Linked DNA regions of Homo sapiens: region 1 is linked to region 2. Evidence: read pairs that join two places in POLR2A ChIA-PET (ENCODE). Cell type or tissue: CD4-positive, alpha-beta T cell. All regions are shown on one strand.

What was found. ChIA-PET counts read pairs that join two places held together with the same protein. Peaks named below come from ENCODE experiments on the same cell type or tissue, not always from the same donor. Only the 100,000 strongest peaks of a DNase experiment are listed, where the experiment ranks them.
Region 1: POLR2A ChIA-PET joins it to region 2 with 5 read pairs; 2 of 35 experiments call an interaction of 5 or more read pairs at or near these places.

The regions. Positions count from the first base shown.
Region 1 is chr10:14,902,444-14,907,443 of GRCh38, reverse strand. SUV39H2 (SUV39H2 histone lysine methyltransferase) reads right to left here. Exons shown (of 6, transcript NM_001193424.2): 6 at 3,129-5,000. The coding sequence ends at 4,932. DCLRE1C (DNA cross-link repair 1C) reads left to right here. Exons shown (of 14, transcript NM_001033855.3): 14 at 1-2,831. Among named protein-coding and RNA genes, the nearest start is that of SUV39H2, 26 kb to the right of the region's middle. RefSeq lists an enhancer at 2,391-3,091. In CD4-positive, alpha-beta T cell, CTCF peaks have their summits at 2,790 and 2,989; a DNase peak (open chromatin) is centred at 3,003.
Region 2 is chr10:14,569,264-14,574,263 of GRCh38, reverse strand. The region is part of intron 2 of FAM107B (family with sequence similarity 107 member B); the gene reads left to right. Among named protein-coding and RNA genes, the nearest start is that of MIR1265, 140 kb to the right of the region's middle. RefSeq lists a silencer at 1,778-1,827. In CD4-positive, alpha-beta T cell, no CTCF peak of the experiment used is centred here; DNase peaks (open chromatin) are centred at 2,153, 3,323, 3,963, 4,363 and 2 weaker places; H3K4me3 peaks cover 3,256 bases; H3K27ac peaks cover 4,336 bases.

The sequences.
Region 1 (5,000 bases), 330 kb before region 2:
ATCATAAGCCGACTGGATTAAATTGACATTTATAGAACACACCACCCCAAACTAGCAGAATGTATCTCCTGAAGTACACATGGAACATTCAGCATGATCATATCTTTGCTCATAAACACACCTGATTTAAATTGACAAACTTGGATCTAGTATGATAAACTGATGGCTATAGACAAAATCAGCACCTTATTTATCCCCAAAGATGTTAAGTCACTTAACCTTGATGTGAATACGGTGGCCAAATTAGAAGCGGACAATTAGAATATAAAAGAAAATGCTCAAGAATTAAATGGTGGCCAGGCACAGTAACTCCTGCCTGCAATCCCAGTACTTTGGGAGGCTCGCTTGAGCTCAGGGTTTTGAGTCCAGCCTGGGCAACACACAGGGAGACCCTGTCTCCACAAAATGTTAGCCAGACATGGTGGTGTGCACCTGTAGTCCTCGCTACTTGGAAGGCTTAGGTGGCAGGATGGATTGAGCCCAGGAGGTTGAAACTGCAGTGAGCTGATTGTGCCCAGCCTGGGCAACAAAGCAAGACCCCATCTCAAGAAAAATAAATTAAAAAAAACTAAAGTATATGTGTTATTCTGTGAGTCATTCAACATTCTTGAAGTCCATCAATGTGTTAGGCTTTTGTGTTATGTATGAGGATTTTTAACAAGTTTTAACAGATATTCAGGAACACTTAGTTATTGTGACATTTCATAGATTATGGAAGCAAAAGCAGAGACACCACTTAAAACAATTTGCAGATCAGTTAAACTAACACTTGATATGCATTATCATGATGCTGCATGGCAATCCGACCAAAAAGTATTGGATCCACCAGACTAACCAGGGTAACAAGACTCAGAGTTAGTATACACATAACTATACACATTTGTATATATTCACTGTTAACTAAAACTTAGTTTTAACAGTGTACCTTATGATCGAAAGTGGTTGTTCAAAAAATGCCTGTAAACATTCCTCTGAATATATTCCTGTTATTTTATAATCACATTAATATTACATACTGTTACGTTTGTTTTATATGTGAGTCTGGCATTATAAATGCTGGCTGAATGAATTGGGCTAAGACAACTACAACAGATGTGATCAAGAAACCGATAGTGATTACCAGAAATTATATTTGGTGCTTACTCTGATGATGCTCTTAAGTTTTTTACAGACTATATGAACTCCTTTAATTTTCACAACCACCCTTTGAGGTAGATACATTTCTAATCCCCATGTACAAATGAGACAAAGGCACAGAGGTTAGTTCACATAGCTATGAGGCACAGGCAGAATTCAAACACAGGCAGTTTGGCTTCAGAGACCATGATCTTAACTGCTATGCTCTGATGTCTCTCCAAAAAAGTATAAACATGAGCAGGGTTAATTGTAGCAGCTACTTGGTTTTTACGTCAAGAATCATAAACCACAAGAGGAAACATGAAGTTTTTGTTTTTTACTTTTCAAGATGGAGTCTCGCTCTGTCACTCAGGCTGGAATGCAGTGGCCCTATCTCAGCTCACTGCAACCTCAGCCTCCAGGGTTCAAGTGATTTTCCTGCCTCAGCCTCCCAAGTAGCTGGGATTACAGGTGTGTGCCACACCTGGCTAATTTTTGTATTTTTAGTAGAGACAGGGTTTCACCATATTGGTCAGACTGGTCTTGAACTCCTGACCTCTGGTGATCCACTCGCCTCGGCCTCCCAAAGTGCTGGGATTACAGGCGTCAGCTACCGTGTCCAGCCGAAACATGAAGTTTCAAAATGCCAAGATGTATCACAGAAGACACTCAGCAGTCAGCCACATTTATCTTGGAGAAGAGTTCCAGGACTTAAATGTTTGAATAGTATAAACTAGTTTTTTAAAAAGTCTGCCTGAAGCCGAAGATTAAATACTTTAAAAAGTTCACTGGGTGATCTTGGCATGTTGACATTATCTTAACAGTCTAAGCTTGTTACCTTACACCAACCTGACAGGTTCATTAGAAGCACATGAATACATATAAAAGGCATAAAAGACTGGGTCAATGAATATGAGCTCTGAATTCTAAAATTCCTTTGCATTTCTAGGCAGTACTTACCATAGTATGTTTACGTACCTGGTGAGTGACAATGCTCAAAAATTTCTGAAGTATTCATCCACATTATGCTAGCGAAATGTCAAATTGTCCTTTAATATTCAAATGCATGAACCATCACTCCTTGGCCTTTTGGCCAAGATCAAGTGTAGTATCAAATGCATGAACCATGAAAGCTATCTTAAAAGGAAAGTAACATTTAAAGGAATTGAATATAAACCTTCGGTTAATCTTGCTAGCACGTAGTCAATACATCAGTATTTTTCTGCCCCTTTTATAGTCTTACTGGAAATGACTGTAAAACAGAAACAAAGCTAAGCCATGGTAAATAGAACATTAAATGCCCAACCTAATTTATTTTGCTAAGAGAAACTGATGAACTAAAAGAGAAACAACTATTGTCTACATTTTAGATATGGGGGAAAAAACCCTGAGATTACTAATTATGTATCACCATCCTCTTAATGTAGATCCTGAAAATGATGGTATCAATATAATACATACAGTGGATTCACCTTTTAAACTGGATCTATTACCTTTGATATTTGTCTTACACTGAAAAATTCTGACATCTTCAGGAAACCAATATGATGGATAAGCTAAATGTTGACTTAAAATAGTTAAACCCCTTAATAACATCCTTTAGTTTCTATTATTTCACTGCTTAAGTTCAGCATCTGAATAACAAAGGTAACATAAGTAGTACTTAAGATCCCAAAGGCCCATTACATTCTATCAATAAAGACAAAACAAAACTACATGTTTACTGAAAATAGTCTTTTTTTCTTTGCTTTCCAGTTTTACACTTTTGTTGAACACAAAAAAGTGGACAAGATCAAATAACTAGATGGTAAAACACTGATTTTTTAAAAATCACATCTTTAAACCCGTGAGAATCACAATTCAAAGTATGGCCACTGGGGGCAACCTGTAAACCTACAACCTTTTCTTAACACTGACACTATGTGACTGATTTTTCTTAAAACACAAATGCCATTAAGAAAGTATTTTTTGTTGACACATTCTGCAAAAAAAAAAAAAAAAAAAAAAAAAAATTTTTTTTTTTTGGAGACAGTCTTACTGTGTCACTCAGGCTGCAGTGCAGTGGTATGATCTTGGCTCACTGCAACCTCCGCCTCCTGAATTCAAGTGATTCTCCTGCCTCAGCCTCCTGAGTAGCTGGGACTACAGGCGTGTGCCACCACGCCCGGCTAATTTTTGTATTTTCAGTAGAGACAGGGTTTCACCATGATGGCCAGGCTGGTCTTGAACTCCCGACCTCACGTGATCCTCCTACCTCAGCCTCCCAAAGTGCTGGGATCACAGGTGTGAGCCACCACACAGGCCTGGCCCCCCATTCTGCAATTTTGGTTAACAGAATCTGAGGGTCCAATCATGTAAACAATTTATCCTATATATTATGAAAGAGTGAAGTTGTCATAGCAATATAATGAATAAAGTCTAGCTTCTCCCAAGAAAGAGCTAAAGATTAAGAAGTGCTGCATTCTTGAAGTTGGTTCAATTTTATCCAAGCTTATTTTAGGTAATCAAAGCCTGGAGCAATGAGCTTAGGTAAAAATTAGGAATACTGAAAGCTAGATTTGCTGCATTTATCATTTTCACAACACAATTAGAAATCTCAGAATCAGACATGAAAGAATAGTTTTTCCTGAGATTCAATACTATGTTGGAAGCCTCCCACTCCCTTGAAAACTAATATATTCTATTTTAGTCTTCGTAGGTTGACTAATAAAAAGGTCTAATAATTCAGGCACACACTTTGGCCAAGTTTAGCTTTATCACATCTAAAAAAAATTTATGTATAAAACAAGTATCAGTTCAAAAATATAGATTACTTTTTAAGAAGAACCTGCAGGAAGTATAAAAATATTAAATCTGGTGGAAAGGAACTGTTACACCTGCCTGAAATTGAGAGGCTGTAATGTTAATGTACATTACAGTATTGTTAGGTACAGCTGCTCTCCAGGCAGCTTGTTTTACCGTTTAGATCAGAGGTACTCGACACAGATTTCCAATTCATGTTACTAACAGGCGCCCTTAAAGTGCTCCATTCCCCTTGCTTGGTACTCCAAAAAACCATCCTGGTCCCATTATCATGTCCTTTCAAAGAAGCATAATGGCTAGCCATTTTGGACTTCTAGAGAGAGCTCTTCGGAGATTTTTCTTCTAGAAGATTAAGAAGTCTTTTAAGAATTACAGGTTCAGACATACACTCATCACAACAGTCTAGATTGCTTCGAAATACGAAATGAAGCTGAAATTAATTTTTACATTTAATTTTATACCTTAAATTTCTTTATCATTGAGGTGCCAATGTTTTAATGGAAAAGTAGAAAACAGTATAAAATTCAGTATCACCTATTTGTCTCAAATACAAGTACAGTGAGTATTAAACAGGAATGACAATAGAGTAGCAAAAACAGAACTGTAGATTTGCCCAAATTAACTGTTTCTCCGAATTTGAGGTGTATGGCAAGTTGAATCTTTGATCTCTCAGCAGTTGTTAATTACATTATCAGCTTAACGCTTTCAAACACTACGGGAGGCATTTCTCTGTTCACATAGACTTAAGTACACATATACTAAGCTGTAAATAGTCTGCCTTCCATTAGTTTGGTCTCTAAGCACTATAAATATGTCGACTTCATATCAGTCTATGAGACCCAGTGACCCCCTTTTCAGAGGCATCGGTAATACATTTGGCAAATGTCTTGAAACATGAATTGTAAATTAACATAGGTAGAACCTTGATAATAAGAGTCCCAAATATGTATTTTTAAAAATGTTAACATTAGGAAAAAAATATTATAATCATCAGCTCTATTTCCTGAAAAAGTTCAGTTGAGGTAACCTCTGCAAGTCACAGCTCCACATTTACATACTGTTCTGACCCTCTTTTTGGCTGG
Region 2 (5,000 bases):
GTAAAGAGTAACAGTTCACTCTTACAGATTCAGTTGGGAATAACTGTGTCAGGATGCCTGAGGAATATCACCTTGTTATCTATTTATTACATACTAATTCAAGATTTTTTCTCAGGGTGGCATGCATATTCAGTAGTGTTTGTGTATTGTACTAAACCCTGTTCTTACTGAACTGAGATTTTGCATTTTTTATAAGCAGAGCTTGGAAGCTGAACCCTTAAGTGTCTACCCTGGTCTTGTGGCATTTCATGTTGAGAGCACCAAAATATTCCCTGTGTCATGGGAAGGGTAGATTATGAGAGAAAGAGCAGATAAACTCCTGGGCCCTAGGGTGGTTTTTTTTTTTTGTTTGTTTGTTTTTATATCATGTATCCACAATGATCATTTGGAAGGAATCCAAGTGAATCAAGTGTGAGTCAAACAGCATTGTTTATAGATGCTGTTGTAGTCTGTTCTATGCTGCCGTAGTGGAATACCACAGACTGGGTAATTTACAAAGAAAAGAAACTTATTTACTTATTTATTTATTTTGAGATGGAGTTGCCCAGGCTGGAGTGCAGTGGGGTGATGCAGCTTACTGCAACCTCTGCCTCTGGGGTCCATGTGATTCTCCTGCCTCTGCCTCCCAAGTAGCCGGGACTACAGGCATATTCCACCATGTCCTGCTAATTTTTTTTTTTTTTTTTTGTATTTTTAATAGAGATGGGGTTTCACCATGTTGGTTGTCTAGGCTGATCTTGAGCTCCTGACCTCAAGTGATCCTCCTGCCTTGGCCTCCCAAAGTGCTGGGATTACAGGTGTGAACCACCACACCCAGCCAAAAATGTGTTTCTTATAGTTCTGGAGACTGGGAAGTCCAAGGTCGAGGGCCTGCATCTGGTGAGGGCCTTCTTGCTGCATCATCCCATGGTGGAAGGTGGAAGGGCAAAAGAGGAAGGGGGCCGAAGTCTTCCATTTTATATCCCACTTCCACATTAACAGCATTAATCCATTCATGAGGTGGAGCCCTTATGGCCTCATCACTGTTGCATTGAGGATTAAGTTTCAACATGAACTTTGGGGGACAGAGTGAAACCATAGCAGACAGTTTTCAGAGCTTTCCACCAAGCCTGTTTCTCTCCACAGTGCACTGACTGAGCAGGGCTGCGGCACTGGGAGGTAGCTGGTGTCTGCCATGCACTGGGCTTGGTGCAGGAGTTGAAATGTACTTGTGGGCCAGATGTCACCAAGTGGGCGTCTATATGTGCCTCTGCAATGGTAATTCCACTCTTGCTGCTTTGGTATATATTTGCTATTTCCTAATAATATAGTAATAACAATCTAGAACTGGAAGGAAACTCCTTGTTTTAGAGGGGAGGATCCTTCAGCCCAGAGATCATACAGATATAGTTGGGCAGAGTTGGGACTGGAACTCAAGTCCCTTCTGCTTGTCGTTTTTTTCCAATCTAATATATATGTATATCTACATACACCTATACATAACATATATACACACACACTCTAATATATATATATATATATATAAATTTTTTTTTTTTTTTGAAGAGATGGGGTCTCTGTGTTACCCAGGTTGAAATGCAGTGGCTCTTCACAGATGTGATCATAGTGCACTACAGCCTCAAACTCCTGGGTACAAGCGATCCTCTGGAGTAGCTAGGACCACGGGTGCACACCACCGCACCTGTCTTCCGCCATGTTAAACATAACCCTTCCCCATAGAAAATTCTTAGCACATTTTATAAAGTGGGCTGTGATGCCATGAATCCCAGCCTCAGGAGGGCCATTCTGATTGGTCTCAGGCCTCCATGCTGTAGGTGTTGTGGTGATGCTCTAAGAAGTGCGAGAACTTGTCCTCCTCCAATTGGAGGTTGACTCACGCATGCTTCCTGCAGTCAGGTTGTGTGAGTGTTGCAACCTGGTACCCACCCAGGGCTGGAGAGTCTGCGTGCATATTTGCTTACAAGTAGAGGAGCTGATTTTTGTACAGACAAGTACATTTCACCAGTGCTGCCAGCACGTTCTCTTGGTCTGGAAGGTCAGTAACTGGTACCAGAGTTGGTACGGTTTGTTTTTCATTGTTTGCTCTGGCTTCTGTGCCGGATGAGGTCATTCAGTTGCATACAGTTCCTGCTTTCAGAAGTTGCTAGAGTGTTTCTCTTTGAACTTGAACTGTGGCTCTTTTGATATCCAGAAAGAGAGTTCTTTGTGGGGATGGTTAATTCTTGTTTTGGGTGCTTTTCTTCACCGCTCTAAGGAACTACCACAGTCAGAAGGTGCATTCTTACTGCGATCTTTTTATTTGCTACCTTGGGCTTAAGGAGCCTGCCTATATCTACTGAGGTGAGGTTAGGTCAGTCTCTGTAACCGTTCGTCACTTAGGCCTTGATGGGTGACATGGATGGGGATGACTTCCTGGGCTAACTCTTCTCTTGCTAAAGGATGATTTTTCACCACCTTGAATGCCCATGATTAAAACATAAACAAGAAAATAGATATCTGAGGTAAGAATAAACACTGGGACTTTTCTATGGCTGTTGAATAATGTAGTCCTTCTCTAGAAAATGTTGTGTGAACTTAGACTTGTTAACACAATAGCAGACTTGTATGAGACTAAATAAAAATTATATGTTGTTATAGTGAGTGGTATTGAATAGTGTGTCTTTGCCAGGAAGAGAGCTTTGTAATAGGCTGTGTCTTGTGTAGTTGTGAACTATTTTTTTTTCCTAAAATTTCTTCAGATGCCAACCATGTCTGTCAAACTCTGGATGAGTCGCCTTTTACTTAGCTTTTTAAGAACTCTTTTTGGATTCACTAACTTTTATCTGCATTATTTTATCCATGCTCTATTAAGTGTCTAGGATCCTGATAATTATGCATTTTCTCTGAAGATATCTATTTCCAGTAAAATTTGACTATCTAGTGAAGATTGTAGGCCTGATAATATATTTTGAAGTACTTGTTATGATCTGAATGTGTGTGTCACCCCCAAAAATGCATATGTTGAAATTTGAACCCCTTATGTTATGGTTTTAGGAGGAGGGGCCTTGGGGAGTCCTGAGAATGGGATTAGTGCTTCCAGGAGAAGAGACAGGAGAGCTTTTTTCTCACTCTCCCTGCTGTCCACCATGTGAGGACACAGCCAGAAGGTGGCTGTGTGCCAGTCAGGAAGGGAGCCCTCACCAGACACCCGATCTGCTGGCACCTTGATCTTGGACTTCCCAGCCTCTAGAATTGTGAGAAATAGACAAGTGTTGTTTAAGGCCCCCAGCCTATGGCAGCTTGTTATAGCAGCCTGAGCTAAGACATATTTGATTTTAGCAAAATAGCACTTGATTTGAAAGCATTCTGCTCATTGCCATCACCTCCTCCTTCACAGTTGTGGATTAAAAAAAAAAAAAAATGAACACATGACCACAACAAAACACTGATATGTGCTGAGTTTAATTTACTTCTTTTTTTTTTGAGATGGAGTCTCACTCTGTCATCCAGGCTGGAGTGCAGTGGTGCAGTCTTAGCCCACTGCAACCTCTGCCTCCCAGGTTCAAGCGATTCTTCTGCCTCAGCCTCCCAAGTAGCTGGGATTACAGGAACTCGCCACCATGCCCAGCTGATTTTTGTATTTTTAGTAGAGATGAGGTTTCACCATGTTGGCCAGGCTGGTCTTGAACTCCTGACCACAAGCGATACGCCCACCTCAGCCTCCCAAAGTGCTGGGATTATAGGCGTCAGCCACTGTGCCTGGCCTTTAATTTGCTTCTTATTCCTTGGTTAGGATTAGGGAGAGAATGTCTTGGGTGGCCACTGTGGAAACAGCATTTCCAGTACCTGTCGGTACTTGTCTAAGGAGATTTAATGCTCTCCTTCCTCTTGGGCAGTCATTCTCACAGTGGCTATGGCTTGTCTTGCTACATACACTGTGTAACCACCCTGCCCTGCTGGGCCTTGGTGTACACAGATATTGGGTAAAAATCTAATGTTGACCTAGATAAACATCACACACACACACACACACACACACACACACACACACCCACCACATTTTTTTGGTAGGTACGTTTTCAATGTCGTTTCATTTCAGAAAAAATATGGGCTACCCTTATATTAACATAGGACACTCAATTACCTTGTATGCATTCACATTTATTTACATACAGTTTTTTTCTGTAGCAATGATAAATGCAATCCTAAGTAATATTGGCTTAATATTTGGATGCTTTAATTTATAAAAGCTTTCCCTTTCTATGGCTCATGACAGTGATTTATATATTTATTGGTAGCTCTGTTTTAGAAAAGCGACTGAGTTGCTGGGTGTTTCTGCCCTAGTTTCTGGTTTCCGGGAACCTCTGGGCTCGCCCAGCCTGCCTGGTTGGCTGTTGGCTGAGGCTGGCCAAGGTTCTTGAAACTGTTGACACCTGTGAAGCTCTCTGTCCATCTCAGTAGGCGCGAGAGTCCCAGATCTTGTTTGGGGAAGCACGGCCTTGCATTGAGGAGGGAGAAGGGAAGAAAGAACTTGATTATTTCAGAGAAGAGACAGAGGAACCTTGGTTTCCCTCAAGGTCTTAAGTCTGGAGTACCTGTCACTTCTGCTGACCTGTGAGCTGACTGTGTGAGGGCTCCACCCCTCCAGTCCTGGCCTATTTCCATCTTTCCCAAAACTTGAGAGGAAGGTTACACTGAACAGAAGTACCTGTGTTGTTCTTGAGTTGAGGAATTTTTTTCTGCTATATTTTTTTCTAAATGATGCTAAAGTTTTTGCTGGAACAATATGTTGAGTCTGTCTAGCTTCCGGAGGACTTAGATCACCACATGTTATGATCTTAACGTAACACATGTGTGCATGCATGCATGCACACACACACACATATGTGCACAATGCAAACTGCAGCTCACCACAACACAACATGTACCCTCCCCTTCCTTTCATGGGGATAGGATAACTCGAATCTTCCTTCTGACTTTTATTGTCAAGAAATATTTTCTACACTCTCTATTTCTATATC